Regions from separate parts of the Homo sapiens genome. Here region 1 is linked to region 2. A link is an interaction called in ENCODE POLR2A ChIA-PET data of the cell type or tissue named here. Cell type or tissue: K562. All regions are shown on one strand. Each heading gives the region's core, and the rest is flanking DNA. Links, peaks and the distances in the headings are about the cores only.

What was found. Peaks named below come from ENCODE experiments on the same cell type or tissue, not always from the same donor. Only the 100,000 strongest peaks of a DNase experiment are listed, where the experiment ranks them.
Region 1: POLR2A ChIA-PET joins it to region 2 with 5 read pairs; 2 of 35 experiments call an interaction of 5 or more read pairs at or near these places.

Annotation. Positions count from the first base shown.
Region 1 is chr14:50,160,274-50,172,672 of GRCh38, reverse strand. SOS2 (SOS Ras/Rho guanine nucleotide exchange factor 2) reads left to right here. Exons shown (of 23, transcript NM_006939.4): 9 at 11,064-11,191. Among named protein-coding and RNA genes, the nearest start is that of VCPKMT, 50 kb to the right of the region's middle. In K562, for the core only: no CTCF peak of the experiment used is centred there; no DNase peak of the experiment used is centred there.
Region 2 is chr14:50,340,487-50,352,885 of GRCh38, reverse strand. It overlaps CDKL1 (cyclin dependent kinase like 1), which reads left to right. Exons shown (of 10, transcript NM_004196.7): 4 at 7,828-7,900; 5 at 10,664-10,754; 6 at 11,654-11,854. Among named protein-coding and RNA genes, the nearest start is that of DMAC2L, 34 kb to the right of the region's middle. RefSeq lists an enhancer at 5,081-5,375. In K562, for the core only: no CTCF peak of the experiment used is centred there; a DNase peak (open chromatin) is centred at 5,225.

The sequences.
Region 1 (12,399 bases), core at 4,220-6,719, 180 kb after region 2:
AGAGAGCCAGGTGCGGTGGCTCATGCCTGTAATCCCAGCACTTTAGGAGTCCAAGGGGGAGGGAATGACTTGAGGCTAGGAGTTTGAGACCAGTCTGGCCAACATGGCAAAATCATGTTTTTAGTCTCTACTAAAAATACAAAAATTAGCTAGGGGTGGTGGCACATGCCTGTAATCCCAGCTACTCAGGAGGCTGAGGCAGGAGACAGCTTGGACAACAGAGCGAGACTCCATCTCAGAAAAAAAAAAAAAAGGAATGAATAAAGAGAAACTACCCATGTCTGATCAATGAAACTGTAACCGTTAGAATAAATATGGAATATACTCAGTTTTAATTAATGCACAGCAACAACAAGAACAAATAGAAATGTGGAATGGAAAGACAAGCCTTAGAAGAGATTAGAAATGGCAAAAGATTTGAATCACTTCACAAAACAGGATATCCAAAATGGCAGTAAATGTGTATTCAAACCATTAATAGTCAAGGAAATGCAGTTAAAACCACAGGATACCACTACATACACATCAGATTACAGAAATTTGAAAGTCTGAAAATATCCATAAACAGCAGCATGAACTATTTGCATTCTGTTAGGAATGTAAACTGTATAACCCACTTTGGAAAACTGCTTGGCATTACCTTTTAAATTAAAAAATATGTATACTGTCTGACTAGGCAATTCCACCCTTGAATATATACTCTAAAGAAACAAAATGCAGGCACATGTATACCAAGAGAAATGTACAAGAAAGTCTGTAGCAGGTGTCAGTAATAGCAAATCCTGTTTGCCAACCAGAAAAGGGTAAATAAATTGTGGTTCATTCAGATAATGAAAGAAACTTACACTAGAACAATACACAACATCAATGACGCTTACAAATAAACTTTGAGAGATGATAATATTTCATTGGTGTGTTATACCATATTTTATTTATCCATTCATCTGTTGATAGACCGTTGAATTTTTTTTTTTTTTTTTTTTTTTTTTTGAGATGGAATTTTGCTCTGTCGCCTGGCTGGAGTGCGGTGGCATGATCTCGGCTCACTGCCACCTCTGCCCCCTGGGTTCAAGCAGTTCTTCTGCCTCAGCCTCCTGAGTAGCTGGGACTACAGGTGCATGTCACCATGCCCAGCTAATTTTTGTATTTTTAGTATAGACAGGGTTTCACCATGTTGGCCAGGATGGACTCAATCTCTTGACCTCATGATCTGTCCATCTTGGCCTCCCGAGATGCTGGGATTACAGGGGTGAGCCACCGCGCCTGGCTGACTGTTGGATTTTTTTCTACCTTTTGGTTACTATAAATAATGCTTCTGTGAATGTGAGTGTACAAATATGTCTTTGAGACCTTGCTTTGAATTATTTTATGTATATACCCAGGAGTGGAATGGATGGATCGTATGGTAATGTTATCTTTAATTTTTTGAGTAACTACCACACTGTTTTTCATAGTAATGGCACCATTGTACATTCCTACCAACAGTGCACAGGGTTCTGATTTCTCCACATCTTTACCAAACCGTGTTAATTTCTTTTTCTTTTTCTTTTTTTTTTTTGAGATGGAGTTTCACTCTTGTTGCCCTGGCTGGAGTGCAATGGCACGATCTTGGCTCACTGCAACCTCCGCCTCCCAGGTTCAAGCGATTCTCCTGCCTCAGCTTCCCGAGTAGCTGGGATTACAGGCGCCTGTCACCACACCCAGCTAATTTTTTGTATTTTTAGTAGAGACAGGGTTTCACTATGTTGGCCAGGCTGGTCTCGAATTCCTGACCTCAAGCGATCCACCTGCCTCATCCTCCCAAAGTGCTGGGATTATAGGCGTGAGCCACCCTGCCTGGCCTGTTTTTTTTTTTTTTTTTAATAATAGTCATCCTAATGGATACGAGGTGGTATCTCATTGTGGTTTTGATTTTAATTTTCCTAATGACTAGTAATGTTGAGTATCTTTTATATACTTGTTAACTATTTGTATATCATCTATTTTATTGTGTTGTTTTTGGGACAGGGTCTTGCTCTGTTACCCAGGCTGGAATGCAGTGATACAATCATGGCTTACTGCAGCCTTGACCTCCTGGGCTCAGGCGACCCTCCCACGTAGCTAGGACTACGGATGTGTGCTACCATGCCCAGCTAATTTTTAAATTTTTTGTAGAGATAGAGTCTCACCATGTTGCCTAGGCTGGTCTTGAACTCCTAGGCTCAAGCAATCTGCCTGCCTCAGTTTTCCAAAGTCCTGGGATTACAGGCATGAGCCACCATACCTGGCTATATTTTTTTTCTTTGGATATAAGAATTATGTTATAAAGTTACTTATAAATCAAGAAGTGATTTTTTTTCTTTTCCTTCTTGCATGAAGATTGAATTATATGTTAAGATAATAATCTAAAATTATGTTTAAAAAGCAGTTTGTAGAAATTTATCTAAAATTTATCTTAGAAAGTGGGGTAAGGTGCCTCATGCTTATAATCTCAGCGCTTTGGGAGGCCAAGGTGAGAAGGTCACTTGAGCCCAGGAGTTCAAGACCAGCCTGGGCAACAAAGTGAGACCTTGTCTCTACAAAAAAAAAAAAAAAATCAGATTAGCTGGACATAGTGGTGCATGCCTGTGGTCCCGGCTACTAGGGAGGCTGAGGCAGGAGGATTGCTTGAGTCCAGGAGGTCAAGGCTGCAGTGAGCCATGTTTACGTCAGTACACTCCAGCCTAGATGACAGAGTGAAACTCTGTCTTAAAAGTAAATTAATAAATAAACAAAATTTATCTGAGAAGAAAAATGAAAACAGTAGTTTGTGATCAACCTTATGGGGCTTAAATTTGAAAAGAACAAAAAAGTATTATCTATAAAGTGAATATATTATAGATATATATTCTATATATCTGCCATGAGTTAACTATATATATGTAACAATATATATTGCCATGCAATATAAATTGTTGCATGGCAACAATAATATAACATTATTCCAACAATGTATATAACAATATATATTGCCATGAGTAACAATAAACCAACAATGTACTTTGTTTGTTTTTTGAGGCACGGTCTCACTCTGTCACCCAGGCTGGAGTGCAGTGGTGCAATCTTGGCTCACTGCAACCTCTGCCTCCCAGGTTCAAGTGATTCTCCTGCCTCAGCCTCCCAAGTAGCTGAGATTACAGGTGACCGCCACCACACCCAGCTGATTTTTCTATTTTTTTTTAGTAGAGATGGGGTTTCACCATGTTGGCCAGGCTGGTCTCAAACTCCTGACCTCAAGTGATCCACCTGCCTTCGGCCTCCCAAAGTGCTGGGATTGCAGGTGTGAGCCACTGTGCCTGGCCTGTTTGTTTGTTTTTTATTTTTATTTTTATTTTTTTTGAGATGGAGTCCCACTCTGTCGCCCAGGCTGGAGTGCAATGGTGCAGGCTCGGCTTACTGCAACCTCCACCTCCCAGGTTTAAACGATTCTCTTGCTTCAGCCTCCTGAGTAGCTGAGATTACAGATGCGTGCTACCATGCCTGGCTAATTTTTTTTAATATTTTTAGTAGAGACGGGGTTTCACCATGTTGGTCAGGCTAGTCTCAAACTCCTGACCTCAAATGATCCGCCTGCCTTGGCCTCCCAAACTGCTGGGATTACAGGCGTGAGCCACTGCACCAGGCCTAACAATGTACTTTGAAATAATTTTAGGTAACTATATATGGTATCCTCTAATTTCTTGTCATATAGTTGTTTTTCCATCTTGTTTTATCATAAATCTGATTTTGGAAAATAAAAAATAATATTTAAACACTAAATCCAAGAATAAATCTCTCTTGGTAGATCACCAAAGCAGATACTTTAAAACAGTGGGTTAAAACTGTTCCAGGATTGTGTTTTCTACTACTAAAGGGATGTAATAACCTTTGAGTCACACTAGTCCAGCCTTCTTTCTTATGATTCTCATCCCAAAGTAGGCTTAACATGAGACAGAATTTATTTTGGATGAGTACTGAGCCAAAACAGTATCACGAAACGGCATTCTATAGAATGGGAAAATATTTGTAAATTATATATCTGATAAAAGATTCTTATCCAGAATACATAAAGAACTCCTACAACTCAACAACAAAAAACAAGCTGACTAAAAAAATGAGCAAAGGATTTAGACATTTCTCTAAGAAGGTATATAGGCGAGGCACAGTGGCTCATGTCTGTAATCCCAGCACTTTGGGAGGCTGAGGTGAAAGGATGGCGTGAACCCAGGAGTTTGAGACCAGCCTGGGCAATATAGTGAGACCTCATCTCTACAAAAATTTTTAAAATTAGCTGAGCGTGGTAATGCATGCCAGTAGTCACAGCTACTTGTGAGACTGAGATGAGAGGATCACTTGAGCCCAGGAATTAGAGGCTGTAATAAACTGAGATCACACCACGGCACTCCAGCCTGGGCAAGAGAGCAAGACCTTATCTCAGAAAATAATCTATGTCTGTCCTTTTTTACTAAGGACATGTTAACTCTCTCATTTTAGAACTGGTTTATTCAAAGGCAAGTAATGTTCTCTTACTCTCCTAACTCCCTGGTCATTCCTTGGAAATTTAGTAATGGAAAGAATAAAAATTATTCTCTCTCAAGAGGAATTAATTTAGTTTAAAGCTTAACAGGAAAACTTAGTAATAACTTCAATGAGGTTCATTGAGGAAGATCAACCAGTATTTCAATATGAAACAATTGAGTTTATAGGTAATATTTTTTTACCTTTTACTTTGAAAAACAGAAAAAAGTTACAGAAATAGTGGTGAGCACCCTTCACCTGGACTCACTTTTTTTTTCTTTTTTTTTTTTGAGACAGAGTCTCACTGTATCGCCCAGGCTGGAGTGCAGTGGTGATCTCGGCTCACTACAACCCCCACCTCCTGGGTTCAAGCAATTCTCCCACATCAGCCTCCCAAGTAGCTGGGATTACAGGTGCACACCACCACGCCATTCTAATTTTTGTATTGTTTGATAGAGACTGGGTTTCATCATGTTGGCCAGGCTGGTCTCAAACTCCTGATTTCAGGTGATCCTCCTGCCTCAGCCTCCCAAAGTGCTGGGATTACAGGTGTGAGTCATTGCGCCTGGCTACCAGTTGTTAACATTATGCAACATTTGCTTGTTATCATTCCTGTTTTTTTTAGACAGAGTCTCACTCTTGTCGCCCAGGCTGGAGTGCAGTGGCCCATTCATGGCTTACTGCAGCCTTGACTTCCCAGGCTCAATCAATCCTCCCATCTCAGCTTCCCGAGTAGCTAGAACTACAAGAGCATGCCACCATACCCAGCTAATTTTTGTTTTTTTATTTTTTGTAGAGAAGGGGTTTTGTCATGTTGCCCAGGCTTGCTTTGTCATTCTTTTTGTGTGTGTGTGAGTATATTCATAACATAAAGAGCTTGCAATCTCTATTGAAAGAAATCTCTCAACTCTTAAAAAAGACCATAAAGAGGATTTTACTACATATTTACTTTTTCAGTACTGACATATGATTCAGGTACATATGAAAGAAAGTTAATAACAGTTAACTTTCTTATGTGTTTTTTTTTAAAGTTAGTGTTTTTTTTAAAAAAGCACGTAAAGAAATATGATCACGGGTTTTTTGTTTGTTTTGGGGTTTTTAGGTTATTTCTTTTTAGAGAGGGAGTCTCGCTATGTTGCCCAAGCTGATCTCAAACTTCTGGCCTCAAGTGATCCTCCTGCCTTGACCTTCCAAAGTGGAGAGATTACAGGCATGAGCCCGTGTGCCCAGCCTAGTCATAGGTTTTAATGGATTTAATTTCCCACCAAATTACCAACTCCACTCTTATGAAAATCTAGAGAGTTTATTACTAATAAAAAAGAATTGATTACATGTTTTATTTCACACCTAGACTGAACTCCTAGTACAGTGAATTAGAGACAAATTCATAATTTATTGAAATTCCCCTTGCTGTGGGCACATATGTCCATAGTAGATGTAGCATTTGGTAGGAGTTTCAAGAAAAGCAGGGTAAATATTTCAGTGAATTCTCATACAGAGTTAAGAAAAAACTTACATGAAATATAAAATCTTAGACAGGATACACTTATAGACAACTAAGGATAATGATGAGTATCAGGTAGCAAGGAATATATTCTTCAGCTAGGTTCATAAGATATTACCCATTAAAGCTAGGCGCGGTGGGTCATGCTTGTAATCCTAGCACTTTAGGAGGCCAAGGAAGGTGGATTGCTGGAGCTCAGGAATTTGAGACCAGCCTGGGCAACATGGCCAAACCCCATCTCTACAAAAAATTCAAAAATTAGCTGGATGTGGTGGCAATGCCTGTAGTCCAAGCTACTCAGGGGTTGGGGGGTTAAGGCAGGAGGATCGCTTGAACCCGGGACATCGAGGATGCAGTGAGCCGAGATCGTGCCACTGCATTCCAGCCTAGTTGACAAAGTGAGACTTTATCTCAAAGAAAAAGAAAAGATATTACCCATTAATAAACAATCACTTTTATTTTTAATTTTAAGCATATGTAGCAAGGGTATCTTTTCTCTTTGACCTCTTTTCCAGAGTACACTCATTTCATTTTATTTCTTAAACTCAGTAGTTATCCAGTTTGTTTTCAACATAGAAAGAATCCCTTTCAACTCAGTGGTCATCAGATTTAGACACAGACCAGTGTTTTGCGTAGCTGTGTCTGGTGTCATGGTAGAGCCACGGGGTATTAGTGTAGCAAAAAAGCAGAGACTTTGGGGTCAGAGCTCCTGGGTTTGGATATAAACTCTCCTATTTATATTGGGCAAATTACTTAATTTCTCTGTGCCTCATTTCCTTCATCTGTAACATATGATTATAGTACCTCGTGTTACAGAGTTGTAATAAAAATTAAATAAGCTAATGCATAAAAGAGCGTGCACAGAGCAGAGCTCAAAAAACATTCATTATTGGTCTAAATACTTAACAAAATCATACAGTAGTCATTTATTCCAGTTACTTCTGACAACCACCTAGTGGATACCTACCACATGCAGGTAAACTGAAAAGGAATAAAACGTGTCCCTAGGCATTAAGATGTTTACAATTTAGTGAAGAAAATAGATGTCAAACAAATAATTACAATATTATAAGAGCCTAATAGAGGTAGTACTATGAGATCAATGAAGCAGGAGTTACTAGCTCTGCTTAGGGAAGGCAGAAAAAAATTCCTATTGATTTTTCCTTTGTTCAGTGGAGTAAAAAAAAATACATAATGGTTTTGGGTATTCGTCCTACTGAGAGAGAGAACAGTGTGTGCGCGGGTGTGTGTGTCCTTATTTATTTGCGGGAGTCATGAAAGACAAATGCTTAGGAACTCTCCAGAATAAAAGAGACAATAGAAACATGACAATTTAGTGCTTCACTGACCAGTTCCTGTTTTGGGGGAAAATATTACCTTAAAGGATGTTATTAAAACAGTTGGCAAAATTGGAATATACACTATAGATTAGATTATGCAGTAGATTACTCGGTGTTAAATTTCCTGAAGTTGATCACTATACTGTGATTCTGTAAAAGAAAATCCTTGTTGTAAGATGAGCTATGAGAAATATTAAAGGAGTAAAGGAGAATGATACTATTTGAGAGTAATTTGTGATACATTTGACTTTTCCTTATATTCCAAAAACTACTGCAAAACCATTCAGCCGTAGTCCCCCTTCCTCTGGAAGGAACTGAGTGGATAGTATCACAACTACTAAAAAAACGATCTGCACACACTGGCACACAGAATGATGAAGCATGTGACAAAATGTTAAAAATTGGTGATTCAGAGTATTACAGGAGTTATTTGTGTTACTTTTACAACTTTTCTATAAATTTGATATTTCAAAAGAAAAAATTTAAGAGGGAAAAGGCATAATCAGAAGGCATCTTCAAGAGGAAGCATTTCAACTGTATCCTAGTGGCTAAATTCACCGGGTGGATAAGGAGGTCAGAGACTGTTGTGTAGAAAGCGAATGGGGGCATGAAAGTACATTACTTGTTTGCACATAGTTCAGTACAGTAATTTTTCTTTTCTTTTTCTTTCTTTTTTTTTTTTGGAGACAGAATCTCGCCTTATCACCCAGGCTGGAGTGCAGTGGTGCTATCTTGGCTTACTGCAATCTCCACCTCCTAGGTTCAAGTGATTCTCATGCCTCAGCCTCCTGAGTAGCTGGGATTACAGGCATGCACCACCACGTCCAGCTAATTTTTTTTTGTATTTTTTATTTTTATTTTCATTTTTTTGCGGGGGACAGAGTCTCACTCTGTCACCCAGACTGGAGTGTAATGGCACAATCTCAGCTCACTGTATTCTCTACCTCCCATGCTTAGGTCATCCTCTCACCTCAGCCTCCCAAATAGCTGGGACTACATGTGCACATCACCACGCCCGGCTAATTTTTGTATTTTTTGTAGAGACAAGGTTTCTCCGTGTGGTCAGGCTGGTCTTGAACTCCTGGGCTCAAGTGATCTGCCCGCCTTGGCCTCCCAGTATGTTGGGATTACAAGTGTGAGCCACCTTGCCTGGCCCAGTAATTTCTGTGTAAGATGTTTGGAACACATTCTTTTAAGTATCTGTAGAATATTAGTTGGATATTCATTAATATGATGTTTATCAAATCTCACTGCTGAAAATTCAAGAAATATTTAGCAAATTATCAGATTATTATGCCAAACAGAGCCGTTGTTTAATATACTTCCATTACCAGGAAATCCCACTCTAAATATCCTCAATTTTGTTCTCCTTTACAGCTTATAATTATTACATGGTTATTTAAAAATGACACGTGGAAGAGTTTGAGCAGCCTTAAGACCAAGTAGACAATGAAAATCATACCTTTTTGGTAGGATATCACTACTGGTGATAATTTAGATATTTGGATAAACAAAAACAAGAATAAAACAGTTCTAATTAAGTGTTTGATGTCATCAACATTCATATTTATTAAAGAAATATTTTAGAGTGGAGCTGAGAAGACTTTCTGTAAGAAATCTTTAAAGCAGCAAAATAAGTGATTTTGCCAGTAACTTTCACCTGTAGAAGTCAGAATAACCAAGCACAGATCTTTTTTCAAACTTTCTATGATATTTTGACTTTGCTTCCATCCTTTCTATTGCTTAGTCTAGAGATTAAGGTATTACTTCTAATAATAGTCATTTACATTATTTATGTTGCTAATCTCTTGATGACAAGACCTCTACATGTGTCTTGAAATAAAATCAAATGGCTCTGTGCTTCATATAGAGACTAATTTCTAAGACATAAATAAAAGGTAATGGACAAAGTTGTCAAACAATAGCCAGTTAGTTCTTTGCTGAGGAAAGGGAACCATTGCTGAATGCTTTTGAGATTGCTCTTGGAATATAAGGAAAATTTTAATTTATCACAAAATCTCTAATAAGTTAAAGATCACAAAATAGATTTAAGTTTTTAAAAATTTTCTGAAGTGATCATAATTCCCCATATCCTTGCATAAATATATATTTATAAATACATAATATATATAATATCTATATGATGTTCCACTTTGAACTCTTCTTTCAAAAGATTAAAACAGTTTGAGGGCAGCCTGGGCAGCATAGTGAGACCCCATCTCTACAGAAAAATTAAAAAAAAAAATTAGCCAAGCATGGTGGCACACATCTGTAGTTCTAGCTACTTGGGAGGCTGAGATGGAAGGATCACTTGAGTCCAGGAGGTTGAGGCAAGGCTGCAGTGAGCCATGATCACCTCACCGTATTCCAGTTTGGGTGACAGAGTGAGACCCTGTCTCAAAAAAAAAAAAAAAAATCAAAACATTGGAGCACAATACAATACAATCTGAATTATTTATTATAAGTAAATTTGCTTTCTTTCTGAGAGTGAAATACAAGAGAACATTTTGGGGCAAATGAAATAGAACCAGAGTTTTAGAGATTAATAAGTCAGTTTCTAAATCTTCTAAAGATTGAGATAGAATTAATTTTCATGGTTTCTTGACATTTCATATTGTAAAAAATAGCAGTGGAATCCTTTGAGAGATGCTGTTTACGGAAAAGTTTATGATAGATTGAAGTGTTAAAAGTTAGTACCCTTGATTATGTTATATAACAAAGATTTGTAAACTTGAAATTGCTAAAACAAAGTAATCATTAGAGAATATGAAATAGTTTATAGTTACTTATTTTCTCTATTCATAGTTGCTAATGAATAAAAGTAAGTTGTAAGCTTCATGCTTTAGGTGTTTTAAACTTTTTAAATATGTTTGGAAAATGTGGCCTGGCACAGTGGCTCACACTTGTAATTTCAACACTTTGGGAGGCAGAGATGGGAGGATAGCTTGAGTCCAGGAGTTTGGGACCAGCCTAGTGAGACCCTATCTCTACAAAAAATAAAAATAAAAAAATTAGCTGGATGTGGTGGCATGCAACTGTGGTCCCAGCTACTCGGGAAGCCTTATGCCCAGGAGATCGAGGCTGCAGTTAGCCCTGCCACTGTATTCCACCCTTGGTGACGGAGTGAGTAAGACCCTGTCTCAAAAAAATAAAAAATAAAAATAAAATGTCCGAATGGTTTTTACAGTTGCTTTTTTTTTTCCTGATTACTATGCTCATGTTAGTTTATATCTGTATTGTGTTTATGTTTATAGAAAGAAGGTTGGGCCAGGACTGGTGGCTCATACCTGTAATCCCAGCACTTTGGGAGGCAGAGGCAGAAGGATAGCTTGAGCAGGTGTTCAAGACCAGCCTGGGAGACATAGCGAGACCCTGTCTCTACAGAAATTTTAAAAATTAGCTGGGTGTGGTGGCATTCGCCTGTGGTCTCAGCTACTTGAGAGGCTGAGAGTGGAGGATCATTAGAACCCAGGAGCTCAAGGCCACAGTGAGTGAGATCCTGTTTCAAAAAAAAAAAAAAAAAAGAAAGAAAAAGGGTTGGTTTGAGAGGGCAGTAGGTATATATAAAATTATAGCTGTTTTTATTAAGTATATATAAAATTAACTTAGAGTTGATAATATTTGTTGCTGCTTTTTCTATTACTAGAAAGTTGGGGGAAGAATCAAACAATGCAGTTTTGATTTTTCTTTCTGTTTTTTCTTAGCAATTGAAAGCATGTAGTGAAGAACAAGAAGACAGAGAATGTTTGAACCAAGCTATTACTGCTCTCATGAATCTCCAAGGTAGCATGGACCGAATTTACAAGCAGTATTCACCTAGACGTCGACCTGGGTAATTCCAAAGTGTTGAAAACGTGAATGCCTCTGCTTACTTCGCTGTCTCTGATGCCTGGTTTTCAAAGAAGTGTGATTTATTGTGATAGTTACATTATTGAAAGTTGTGCTTGTCATACTTTTATATACTTTTATGTTGGTCTTTTACTCTCTTTTTTCCTTTTCCTTTCCTTTTTTTTTTTTTGAGAAGGAGTCTCTCTTGCCCAGGCTGGAGTGCAGTGGTGTAATCTCAGCTCACTGCAACCTGCAGCCTTAGCCTCCTGCGTTCCAATGATTCTCCTGCCTTCGCCTCCCAAGTAACTGGAACTACAGGAGCCCACCACCATGCCCAGCTAATTTTTGTATTTTTAGTAGAGACGGGGTTTTACCGCGTCGGCCAGACTGGTCTCAAACTCCTGACCTCAGCCTCCCAAAGTGCTCGGATTACAGGTGTGAGCCGCTGCGCCCAGCCTTTTTTTCTTTTTTTTAAGAGACAGGGTCTCACTCTGTTGCCCAGGCTGGAGTGCAGTGATGTGATCTCAGCTCACAGCAGCCTCAACCTCCTGGGCTCAAGCAGTCCTCCTGCCTCAACCCTCTGGAGTAGCTGGGACTCGAGTAGCTGGGTGGCACATGCCAACACACCTGCCTAATTTTTGTATTTTTTGTTGAAATAGGGTTTTGCTATGTTGCCCAGGCTGGTCTTGAACTCCTGGGCTCAGGTGATCTGCCTGCTTTGGCCTCCCAGAGTGTTGAGATTGCAGGTCTGAGCCACTGCACCTGGCCAACCCAGCCTAGTCTTAAGATTAGCATTGTTGGCTGGGCACGGTGGCTCACGCCTATAATCCCAGCACTTCGGGAGTCCAAGGTGGGCAGATCGCCTGAGGTCAGGAGTTTGAGACCAGCCTGGCCAACATGGTGAAACCCCATCTCTACTAAAAATACAAAAATTAGCCAGGCGTGGTGGCAGGCACCTGTAATCCCAGCTACTCGGGAGGCTGAGGCAGGAGAATCACTTAAACCTGGGAGGGGGAGGTTGCAGTGAGCCAAGATCGTGCCATTGCATTCCAGCCTGGGGGACAAGAGCTCCAAAAAAAAAAAAAAAAAAAAAAAAAAAAAAAAAAGATTAGCATTGTTATATTATTAGGATAGACTTAATAAATGTTTAAAAATATAATCTATGAAAGAAATTTAGGATTTTTTGTAATTTTAGTTCTTATAGAGCCAGTA
Region 2 (12,399 bases), core at 3,922-6,421:
CTAGTACTCAGAATTTGGGTATGGGTGAATACGTTGGCACTCTAGTTTTATATGACAGGCTAGTTAATTTGTTTAATGTTCACTTGCCCCTTTGAAATGGATACTGTCTTGGTATGCTGACAAAATTGAGTGTCTGTGTCTGCAAGCCTGAAGACGGCAAAGGCAGCCAAGCTTTTCCAAACGAAGCACCACATTCTCTGTGTTCTGTGATGAGATGGCTGTTTTTCCCCTCAACTCTATTCTTCGCTTAATATTCTTTTCTATGTATTTTCTATATATGTTGCATTATAATTTTTAGATCTATTGTCAATGACTGTAAAATATTACATTAAGTTTATTATGTCTCACCATTCCTCTCTGGTTGAATACTGAGGTCATTTTCAGTGTTTGGTTTGATAATGATTCTGGTATAAAATTTTCCTACAAATAGATTTTTCTTCTTTTGTAATTTTCCTTTAGAAGTTCTCAAATTGGTACTTTTGAGTTGTAAATTTTGCCAGACAGAACCAATTTACTTTCTCACCAAAGATATGGATTTATATATATATATTTTTTCTTATAATTGTGCTACCTTAGGCTCTATTATTAAAATATTTGATGTATGAATTCTATCAAACATATAAGGAAGAAATAATAGTAACCCTACCCAAACTCTTTCAGAAAATATGAGAAGGAACATTTCCCAAATCATTTTATGAGGCCACTATATGCTGATGCCAAAACCAGACAGACATTTCTAGAAAAGAAAATGACAGATGAATATTCCTCAAGAATTTAGGTAAAAAATCCTTAGCAAAATTATTAGCAAATCAAATCCAGCAGTATAATGTAATGTAAAAGAGTGATTAATATATCTCAAAATATCAATTTTTAGACATCAAAGCCTTTCTATTGTGAGAGATGAAAATTTAGCTCCCTGAAATCACTATCTCCTCTGCTTCCTGTTCTAATCCTCCAAAATAGTTACATTAATGTTCACTGTTCCCATTATTGTGCCTATGTAAATATTACTTATAGCTGAGCATTGTACCATACTATGGCTTCCTTTTGTACTTTTTCCTCAAATTAACACTTGCCTTGTTTTAAAATTTGCTTGACATTCTTTAATCTTGTTGCTAATTCCCTCCCCTGACCTTTTTTTTTTTTTTTTTGAGACAAGGCCTCACTCTGTCACCCAGGCTGGAGTGCAGTGGCCCAATCATAGCTCACTGCAACCTCCGCCTCCCAGGCTCAAATAATCCTCCCACCTCAGCCTTCTAAGTAGCTGGGACTACAGGTGCCTGCCACCACGCTTGGCTAATTTTTTGTATTTTTTGTAGAGATGGGATATCACCATGTTGCCCAGGCTGGTCTCAAACTTTTGGGCTCAAGCAATCTGCCCACCTCAGCCTCCCAAAGTGCTGGGATTACAGGCATGAGCCACTCACTGCGCCCCACCCCAACTCATTTTAATAGCCTCTCAATGTACATTTTCACAGGATAGTTACATCAGGTAATCCATCAGTTCCATTTTTTTTTCTTGGTAATGTCTGGCCTTTAAACCTCCTTTTCCTTCTGTCTGGCTTGTTGTACTCAAGACCTGCTGTCCAGCTGTATCCCTTGGATTTCCCTTTGCCATCATCCTTGTAATTCCTGCCGCATTTCTCTGTGGTCAGATTCATTACTTCCTGGATTTGTCTTCCTCTTTCTGGGTTTACTTGCTTATTTTGACCAAGTACATCCATCTCTAACTGGTTAAAAAGATGATATAATCACACAGAAATCTAGACTCCAGGGATTTCAAATGACACCCCCCTCTCCCGCCCACACCCTTCCTTAGAATCAAGCAGTTGGGAACCCTTTATGTTCCTGGGGGGTGAAACAAAATTCACAAAGCAGGCAGGAAGAATGCCATGAGGTCACACCAGTGGAGAGCTCAGCAGTGTGCCCATTCTCCACATCTTCCCACTAGCGAAAGATGGATTCCATTCTGCCCTCCCCAGAAGGAGTGCCTCTGGGGAGCTGGGCAACAGCCCAGTGGGCTCTGGAGGAACAACTGGAGCTCTCAACAAGGCAACTGAACTGAAGGCCTCAAGGAAGACCACCTGACTACCTATGGAAGTGCCTTCTTGAGCCCCTTCCATCTTGGTGTGGGACAGAAAAGAAAGGGAGGATCCTTGCTTGATTTTCTCATACCTTGCCCGACTCTCATTTCTAGGTCGGGGGAGCTGATATCTTCAGGATTTTAAAGCCCACCAGACCAGGCCCAGCTGGCTGGGAGTCCAAAAGGCCCAAGTTGGATCCTGTCCAGCTCCCTTGGAGTACTATTTACTAGGAAGAAAAGCTGGGGATATATATGGCTCGTCTAAAGTTCAATCACCTAATCCCATGGCAGAGAAGAACCAGGCCCAGGAGAAAAGCTCAAGCCCCTTCTTCTCTCATAGATTAAGGTTGAGCTTATGTATGATTGCTCTGAAAGGAGAGCTTGCTTTTGAGCTAGAAGAGCTATTAAAGGGAGTAAAGAATGAGAAGGAATTGAGCCCCTTTTCTTCATACCTGTTCTAGCCCTTCCCCACTCTGCCCTAGAGCTCAGCCACAACCACTATTTACCACCAATGTGGAAACAAATATCTTAAGGTGGAATGAGTTCCCTAGCCTTGCTAGCACGGGCTACAATTTTAAGAACATCTTCCTTAGGCCAGGCATAGTGGCTCATGTCTATAATCCCAGTGTTTTGGGAGGCCAAGGCAGGAGAATCACTTGAACCCAGGAGTTCATGACCAGCCTGGGCAACACAGCAAGACCCCCATTTCTGCAAAAAAAGTATTGGCCAAGCACGGTGGCTCACACCTGTAATCCCAGCACTTTGGGAGGCCAAGGCAGGCAGATTACCTGAGGTCAGGCGTTCGAGCCCAGCCTGGCCAACCATGGCCAACGTGGCGAAACCCCATCTCTACTAAAAATACAAAAATTAGCTGGGTGTGGTGGTGTGTGCCTGTAATCCCAGCTACTTGGGCGGCTGAGGCAGGAGAATTGCTTGAACCCAGAAGGAGAAAGTTGCAGTGAGCCAAGATAGCACCACTGCACTCCAGCCTGGGTGACAGAGGGAGACAACGTCTCAAAAAAACAAAACAAAAAACAAACAACAACAACAACAACAACAAAAAGACAAGAGAGAAGAACAAAGAACATCAAAACATCTGCCTTAGCCTGAAGGGTCCAGCCAGTCACCCAGACTCTTCCAGAGCTGTTAAGTTTGTTGAATATATTCATATTTATTTAAGATTGCATGAGGCAGAGGGCATGGCGATGATACCCCTTACTGTGCATGGCTCTTGGGTCACACTGTCCTGTCAGGATGGGTTGCTTTTGCCACCTGGAGTGCAGTTATCCCGTCATCTCCCTCTGCCATCCTCCCAGAAACTCCTGCTGCTTCCCTCCTGCATTGGGTCTCCAGCCCACATAATCTTCTTTGATAATGGACTGCTCCTTTCTGGTGGACTGCATCCATGAGGGGCTTCCTGAGAAAGAGCAGATGAGAGGTACAGGAACAAATAAGAGGTTGAGACCTTGCCCTCACATGCTTTATTCTATCCTCACACTGGTTTGGTATTTTGTTTGGATATAGGCTTGTTTATTGGTTTTTGGTTGAAGATAATATTCCTTCAAATTTTTGAAGTCATTATTTTAGTGTCTTCTATCTTCTAGTGCCAAGAAGCCTGATGCCATTCTATTTTCTGCTCTCTTGTGAAGTCCTGTTTCTTTTTCCAGAAACTTGTAGGAGATTCTCTTTGTGCTCAGTGTTTTTGATTATGAAACTCATGAGTGTGTCTTGATTTTCATCCATTATCCTGGCACTTGCTGGGCCTTTTCTGCCTCAGAAAAAAATTTTTGAATTGTTTTGTTATTGACTTCCTGTTCATTGTTTTACCTATTTTCTTTTTCTGTACCCTCTATTATTGGGATGTGGACTCTTGAACTGGTCCTCCCATTTTCTTGTAGTATCCTGTTCTTATTTCATGGATACAACAGCTTTCCTGTTCTCTCTGAGGATATTAATGGTATTTAAAAATGTTCTCTTCATCCTCCATAATTTCTGTTTCTTTTAAGTTGCTTTTTTCTGTTTGTTCTGGTCTTCTACTTTCTTATTAGAGGCTTTTCTTGGGCATCATATAGTCTCTGGTTATATGCTCATAGTTAAGAACAAGGAACTACTGGAAGCTCTGAGCTTCACTATGGTTTTCTAGCTGGGCCATTTGCTGGTGGAACCCCAGTGTCAGAATCTTCAGAGCTTTCCCTCTGAGCTTCTCCCAAAAAAGTCTTTGAATATTGTGCCTGGAGAGTGAAGTCTGCCTGCCGGGTTTCCCAGAGTCTAGTGAGGGAAGAGGGGTGGGGAATCCCAGCATTCAGCATTTTGTATGTGTACAGTCCTTTAATCCCCTGTTTTCAGAACAGTATCCACATTTTCAGAACGGTATCCACAATCTCACGTATGCCAAATGTCCTCTGCTTTATCCTTTCCAGAAACAAAGCTCCAGCCTTCTGCCCAGTAGTGGAGAGTGTTTCCCTATGGGCAAATGATAGAGGAGGGGATCTAGGGATTTAATTATTTTCTAAACAGTTTTTTCCATACTCCTTAGCTCCTAGTTCCATAGAGACTTTGGCTGCTACTTCCCGAGCCTTTTGAGGATTCTTTCTGGATGAATTGGTTGGTTCTCCACCTTCCCTCTCCTGGCTTAGATTTTCGCTTTCTAGGATTGTTAAGTTAATTATCTTTCATTCAGTTGCTTTCTGGATTCCACATTGTGTTGCTGTTATCTCTTCTCCTGTCCTCTCTGACCTTGTGAGGTTTTGTCTTTAGAAGTCTTCAGCGTAGTTCTAGTCAGGTTTCAGGAGGGAACAAAATTAGCTGGGCTTGCTTAATCCATCATCTTAATTCAGAAGTCCTTTGACACACTTTCTTCAGTTGGTCCTGTGATACTGTATTCTCCTGAGTGTTGTCTTATTCACTTGATGCTCTCAACTCAGGTGCCCTTGTGGGGTCCCCTTCCTCTTTCTGCTCCTCTGTGGGGAAGGGTCTCACAGCTTCCTTCCGAGCTCCTCTTCTTTAGCTGGATTCACTCCTTAATTGGCTTCATTCAGTCCTAGGCCCCAAATACCACCCATATGCTATGCTTCTCAAACTCATATTTCCAGCCTGACCTTCCTTCTGAATGTAGAATTGCTGACTCACAGTCTTCCTTTGGGTGTCCAGTAAGCATTCCCTTCCCCCAAACCAGTTTCCCCTCCAGTGTTCTCCTGAGTAAAAGGCACCACTGTGTACCAGTTACTCAAGCTAAAAACCTGATGTCATTCCTTGATTCTTCTCTTTCTCCCACATCCAATCCCTCAGAAAATCCTGGAAGCTCTATTTTAAAAATATAGCCCAAATCTGGCCACTTCTCACCACTTAACCACTATTTTAGATGTTCCCTTAACCAGAGAACCTTTCTGGGCCATCCTATATAAGGTGATCAACCCCTTCTAGCACAGCACTCTCACGCTGTCTCTCTCTCTCTCTCTCTAAATCCAACACCACAGAATATATTCTATCTATTTTTCCCCTTTTTATAGTTGTAACTCCCTTCTCCAACAGTGAAAAACTGGCCCCTCTTATTATGAGTGTTTCAGCTAAAAGGGATCTCAGAGTCTGAGGCCTCTGCATTACAGAAAAGAAACTGAGTAAAGAAGTGAAGTGAGTAGCCAGTTCAAGATGGCACTAAGTAGTTTGTACAGAGTTTTTACATTTGAGAGTTTTGTAATTCTGGGGATTAGCTGTGCTGGGGATTAAAGGAGCAATAATGATATGCAACTATAATTTACTTTTATATGCTCCTTTTATATAATTTATTTGGGGAAATGTTTGTAGGAACTAAAGTTGCCTGGTACTGGTAACCCTATATTAATACTTAATTTGCAGGCCGGGCATGGTGGTTCACACCTGTAATCCCAGCACTTTGGGAGGCTGAGGTGGGCGTATCACTTGAGGTCTGGGGTTTGAGACCAGCCTGGTCAACATGGTGAAACTCTGTCTCTACTAAAAATACAAAAATTAGCTGAGTGTGGTGGCACACACCTGTAATCCCAGCTACTGGAGGCTGAGGCAGGAGAATCGCTTGAACCTGGGAGGCAGAGTTTGCAGTGAGCTGAGATTGTACCACTGCACTTTAGCCTGGGTGACAGAGCAAGACTCCATCTCAAAAAAAAAAAAAAAACCAAAAATTTAATTTATTGAATAATCAAAATATATTCCATTTTTCTGGACAAAATGTAGAGGCTACTGGGAAGGCTGAGGCAGGAGGATCCCTTAAGTCCAGGAGTCCAAAGTTCAGTGAGCTATGATAGCACCACTGCCTCCAGCCTGGGCAGCACAGCAAGACCCTGACCCTAAAAAAAAAAAATTAAAAGTGGAGGCTGGGGAAAAGCATTCCCCCTAATGTCTCATCTTAGTTGCATTTTTCTAAGCCTTTTTTCTCGACAGTGACTTTTTCTAGCATCTATGCCTATATGCCGCTCAAACAAGGAAAAGAGAATTTGGAGAGAAGCAACTTCAAACACAGGGACATAGACCTGGTCCAGCAATGTCCCAACTAGCCTTCCTGGAAGTGGCCTCTTCCTTTCCTTCATGTGATCCCACTCTCTGTTCAAACACCCCCTGATCTGCTTGAAAGGATTTCCTGAACGTCTGGCCTGTGACAACAGTGGCCTTGTAGCCTCTCTCAGAGGCTACAAGTGACTTTTTGTAGTCCCCTTAACACAGCTACTCAAGAGCTTCCTCCCTGATTTACTTATTCGTTTTGGCTGAGGACCACAGCAACACTGTGGAATGTTTATCAAAACAGTAAGTCCAGCCAGTGGGTTGGGGTCTCAGAAAATAAATGCACTCTCTCTGTGGTTCGTTTCTTACACTCCCTGCCTTGGTTTGTTGTTGTTTTAAATGTTTCCAGGCGAGATGCCTCTTTCTAATTCACACAAAGTACCTGCTGGAACTACTGGTTGCCCTGGTAATAAAAGATGTGAGTCAGGGAAGAAGTACTGGGAGCAGTGGCTTGAAGTTTAGCTGTGGTGATGGAGGAGAGAGTAGAAAGATGTACCTGGGCTGCAGCTGGCTGCCATGGCAGCATAGGGAAAGAACCAGGATGCCTCAGGTTTTTAAATTATTATTAACATTTAATAACAATTTACGATGGGGGAGCAAGAGAGACTGCATCAAGACCCTGGTAGGGCAGATCTGGGATGCTAAAAAACAAATAGAATGGTTTGCAATGTAAAGCTCTTTGCTATAATCAGTAAAGTCTTCATTATCTAAAAAACCAAACAAACAACAGCAATGCTGCTCTGAGAGACCACATGCCCACACATGGAAGATGAGTCCTGCTTCAAGGCTGTCTGTTTGGGGCAACTTGAGAAAATAAACAGCATCTTTTGTGCTGAATAGTAACTTAACTTTACATCAATAAAAAATTCCTTGTGAAAATGGAGCTTAAGTTACCAGGCAGTTTCCCAGTGGTGTCACAGATGTTTGAGATAGGTGGTTATAAATACTTGTTGAAATCCCTGTAGGTTTTCATGTCCTTACCAAAGAAGTAGATGTTTGCATTTTTGTTAACCTGTTCTCCCTAGACTTCAGCGGTGTGCTGGTCGCATATTTTTACATTTTGGATTCATGGAATGATTGATGAGTAAGATGACTATGTGTCACCTAAGATTTTTCACTACTAAAGCCTATCTTCGTTTATTTTTTCTTTTCTTGAGCTGAATTCCATGGCTACACTAAAGAATGTGTTTGTGCTGCTTTATTTTTATTAGGGTACCAGAACATCTCGTGAAGAGCATAACTTGGCAGACACTGCAAGCTGTAAATTTTTGCCATAAACACAATGTAAGTCTCATGATCTCTTTTGAAAAGCAACAAGGCTCCCCTTAAGCTGAGGTGGAGCCTTGTACAAAGTTTATGTCACACTTCTGTGGGTAAAATTTTTTACCCAAATCTTCATAAGCCTGGTTGGGTAAGTATAGGCTAAAAATGCCAACCTAGCTATTCCTTCTTGCTCAGGTTATATAAAACATGCATTTTTATGATTTTAAGAAACTAGTGCCAGGCATGGTGGCTCCTGCATGTAATCCCAGGACTTTGGGAGGCCAAGGTAGGCAGATCACTTGAGCCCAGGAGTTCAAGACCAGCCTGGACAACATGGCAAAACCCTGTCTCTACAGAAAATAAAAAAAAATGAACTGGGTGCGGTGGTGTGTGCCTGTGGTCCTGGCTACTCAGGAGGCTGAGGTGGAAGGATCACTTGAGCTGGGGAGGTCGAGGCTGCAGTGAGTCAAGATCATGCCACTGTACTCCAACCTGGATGACAGAATGAGACCCTGTCTCAAAAAAAAAAAAAAAAAAACCACAAAGAACAAAAAATTAGTCATACATTTATACTGCTTAGAAACTACTCAGATTTAAGGTAGAACCCCATTCACTTGGAGTCTATGTGGTCTTGTACTCCCAAAAGGCTATGAAATTGGGGAAAACCCCAGGTGATTCATGCCTGCTTAGCTGCAGTATGTCAGTTGCAGTAGGTGGAACCCCAAACCCAGTGCAAAGTGCCAGTGTCTGCTTTGGTGAGATATGAGTGTCGAGTCTCGAACCAAGCAACCTATCGAAAGCCTGTGACACTCCTGGCCACAGGCGGCTGGTAGAGGCATAGTAGACTATTGCCCAGGTGACGTGACTTCACAGATGCTGGGAAGCCTGCTGCCCCATCCAATACAATACTGCCCACTGTGCATAGAAACCAGATTCCAAAGTTAGAGCTTCGTTTTGGCCATGAGTGCAATTTCACTGCAATGTTTTATCTTACTCAACTGCCAGGGTCAATTTAGGTGGTAGGGCTAAATCTCCTTCTTTATATTGTTCCAAATGATTTTTCCTGATGCTGCATTCCCGGAAGGAGGAAGTATGAGAGTAGACAGCACTTCTCCCTGAGGAGCCTCCAACTAGCTAAAGGCTATAATCCTTGTAATACACAGGGGAGAGTGGACACCCATATTGTTAGTTACTATGACTTACCACTCTTTCAAGAGCAGGTTTTAGGATGGGGGAGCAAGAGAGACTGCACCAAGACCCTGGTAGGGCAGATCTGGGATGCTAAAAACAAATATAATGCATACCACAGTTCCCTGGAGAGCCCCAGACACCCTGTTTGGCTCCATGTGCTGATGGGGGTGGGTGCAGAAACTTGTAAAGAATTCCCAGAACAGAATAGGAGCACATGCTTGCTTACAAGTACTTCTGACCATATGTCATCATGATATTCATGGTGTACCCATTTATAGCAATATGTGAAGCCAGTGGTAAAAAGAATAGAGATCTCAGGATGTTAATTGCTAAGAACCAGATCGATTATAATAAAATCCCAAAGTTGTTTTATTTACCCCAAATTTTCCAGAATAATAAATACCCATGGGGAAACATTGACACTGATCTCTCATCCTGAAGGTCCTTTGGAGTGAGAACTGGTCATGCCCAAGAAGAACCCAAGTCCTCTCCAGATTCTTAAGAATAACCCCAGGGTTTCAGGCTGCAGGCCAAAGAGGGTCTCTCAGGTTGCAAACGATCTAGCATTCTCCTCCTAAGAGGAAAACACTTGGGAAAGAGGAAGATTATTAGGGACCCTGAGCAGTATTTTGACCCAACTCAAAAAAAAAAAAAAAAAAAGTAACTCTTAATTAGGTTGTTGATTTGTTCTTTGCCAAAGAAATTGTCATTTAATGAGAAAATCATGTGAAGATTCTCAAACGTTCTTTTCTCTAAGATCACCCTGTTTAAGAATGTTGGCTGTGGGCTGGAAACCACAGGTGATTTGAGTCTAAATTCTGGAGGGGGGGCCGCATCTCGAGGGGTGGCTGCAGCTCTCAGAGCACTTGTGTGTGGGACAGAGCTGACATCTAGCGACTCTCCCCAGAGGGTGAGGGCTGCTGCCTACTCTTGTTTATCTTGTCCGGATGAATGTCAGAGCTGGAAGGGAAATCTCTTGGCAAGCTGTGGTTGCCACCCTTCTCTTCCCAGCTTATCTCAGCAGGCCCAGGGCTTGTCCTGTTTACGAGGCTGACTGTGTTCTGTTCACAGTTAAACAACTGAATTGTGAATTCTGCTTATGCACCAATTTGCAGCTCCTGCAACCATGATGCAGCCTCACCCGGACCTTTCAACATTTTCCCTTTCACCTAAAACTGTCAGATTAAATACAGGACACCCTGTTAAATTTGAATTTCAGATAAACAAGCATAACTTTTAGTATAAGTACATCCCAAGTGCTTCATGGGATGTATTATCCTAAAAAAATTATTTGTTTATCTGAAATTCAAATTTAACTGGGTGTCCTGTATTTTTCTCTGCTAAGACCGGCTACCCTACTTTCATTTTCCTTTCACTCTTCTTGGCTCTTTTGGGCCTTTTAGGAATTTGGGATGATTCAGGCTCTGACAGGCATGGTACTAGATTTATTTTAGGCTGCTCTTTTGCTGTTGTCCAACAGGCCAAGGAGAGATTTAAATGATTTATCCAATATTTGCTAAATAGTCATGTGTTTCATTTATCCCATATATAGTTCAGCCTTAATATTGTTTTTGTTTTGATTTGTTACACTAGTGCATACATAGAGACGTGAAGCCAGAAAATATCCTCATCACGAAACATTCCGTGATTAAGCTTTGTGACTTTGGATTTGCTCGGCTTTTGAGTGAGTATTGACATTTTCTTTTGTTAAGTATAAAAAATGAAAAAGTTCTTGATACAACAAAGGATCTAAATGCTCTAGAAGTATACAAGATAGTACTTGTATATTTAGGGCATAAGTGTGCTATAAATTATAATTTTGTAATTACCGAAAATGTGTAGATAATACAATGGTTTACCTATGTATGCTATCCATAAATTATACCACAGTAAAGTAGTTATTAAAAAGTATCTTACCTCCCTGATTTCTACCATTTCTTGCTAAAATACTTTTCAGAAGTGCTACTTTAGAATAGTGGCTTTCAACCTTGGAGGCAGATTAGAATCACCTGGGGAACTTTTTTTTTTTTTTTTTGAGACAGGGTCTCACTCTGTTGCCCAGGCTGGAGTGCAGTGGCACAGTCACAGCCCACCACAGTCTCGACCTCCCCAGTTCAGGTGATCCTCCCACCTCAGCCTCCTGAATTGCTGGGACTACAGGCATGAGCCACCACACCTGGCTAAGTTTTGTATTTTTTTTGTAGAGACGGGGTTTCACCACATTGCCCAGGCTGGTCTCGAACTCCTGGGCTGAAGCAAACCACCTACCTCGGCCTCCCAAAGTGCTGGGATTACAAGTGTGAGCCGCTGTGCCCAGGGAACTTTAAATTCTAAGCCAAATAACCCCCCCCCCCCCCCCAGACCCTCCCCAGGGATTCTGTTTTAATTGGACTGGAGTGTGGCTTGAGCATCAGTAATTTACAAAATATTTATTTAAGTGATTTGAATGTGCAACTAGAATTGAGAACCAGCGATATAGAAAGGCCACAAAATTGGGCACAGGCTTGACTTCTGAGATCTCCCCCTCAGTTTTGATTCCAGCCTTCCGCTGCTGTTTGTTTTCCATGTTCCATCACTGGCTAGCTGGACCGAGTGACTACTATACAGACTACGTGGCTACCAGGTGGTACCGCTCCCCTGAGCTGCTGGTGGGGGACACGCAGTACGGCCCCCCGGTGGATGTTTGGGCAATTGGCTGTGTCTTTGCTGAGCTGCTGTCAGGAGTGCCTCTGTGGCCAGGAAAATCGGATGTGGATCAGCTGTATCTGATTAGGAAGACCTTGGGTAAGTGGTGTTTTTGTCCCACCTTTTGGAAAACTGGATATTTCCCCAGGTTGGGGCAGGGCAGAGCCAAGTTCTCAGTCTCACCTAATGCCCTTTAAGGCATTAGTTAGGAAAGAGGAAAACTCGAAGCCTCATTTAAATGACTCCATTAAAGGTGGCCATATTTGTTTTAATTAAAATAGTTAACAATTATTGAGTACTTACTCATTGTCCAAAAACAACCCAAGATTCTTGAGCAGTTTGGATCAAGTTAAAACATTAATAATGACAATAACAACAATAAAAACTCACATTTCTGTAAGGGCTTAGCAGTTTACAGAATGCTTTCATGGTTTACCTTGTTTATGACGATGGGGTAATCCATTTGGATGTCCTTAATCCCAGCCTGCCTGACTAGTTTGGATTATTCAGACTCTATGGAGAATGATTCCCAACCTTCTAAGTGTCAGGAGGAAAGCTAGTTGTAATGTCACTCAGTCCGTCTTGCTTTCCCACCCCAGTGCCCTTTCCTTTCTCTCTACCCTTGGAGGCGGAGGGGAAGGGCA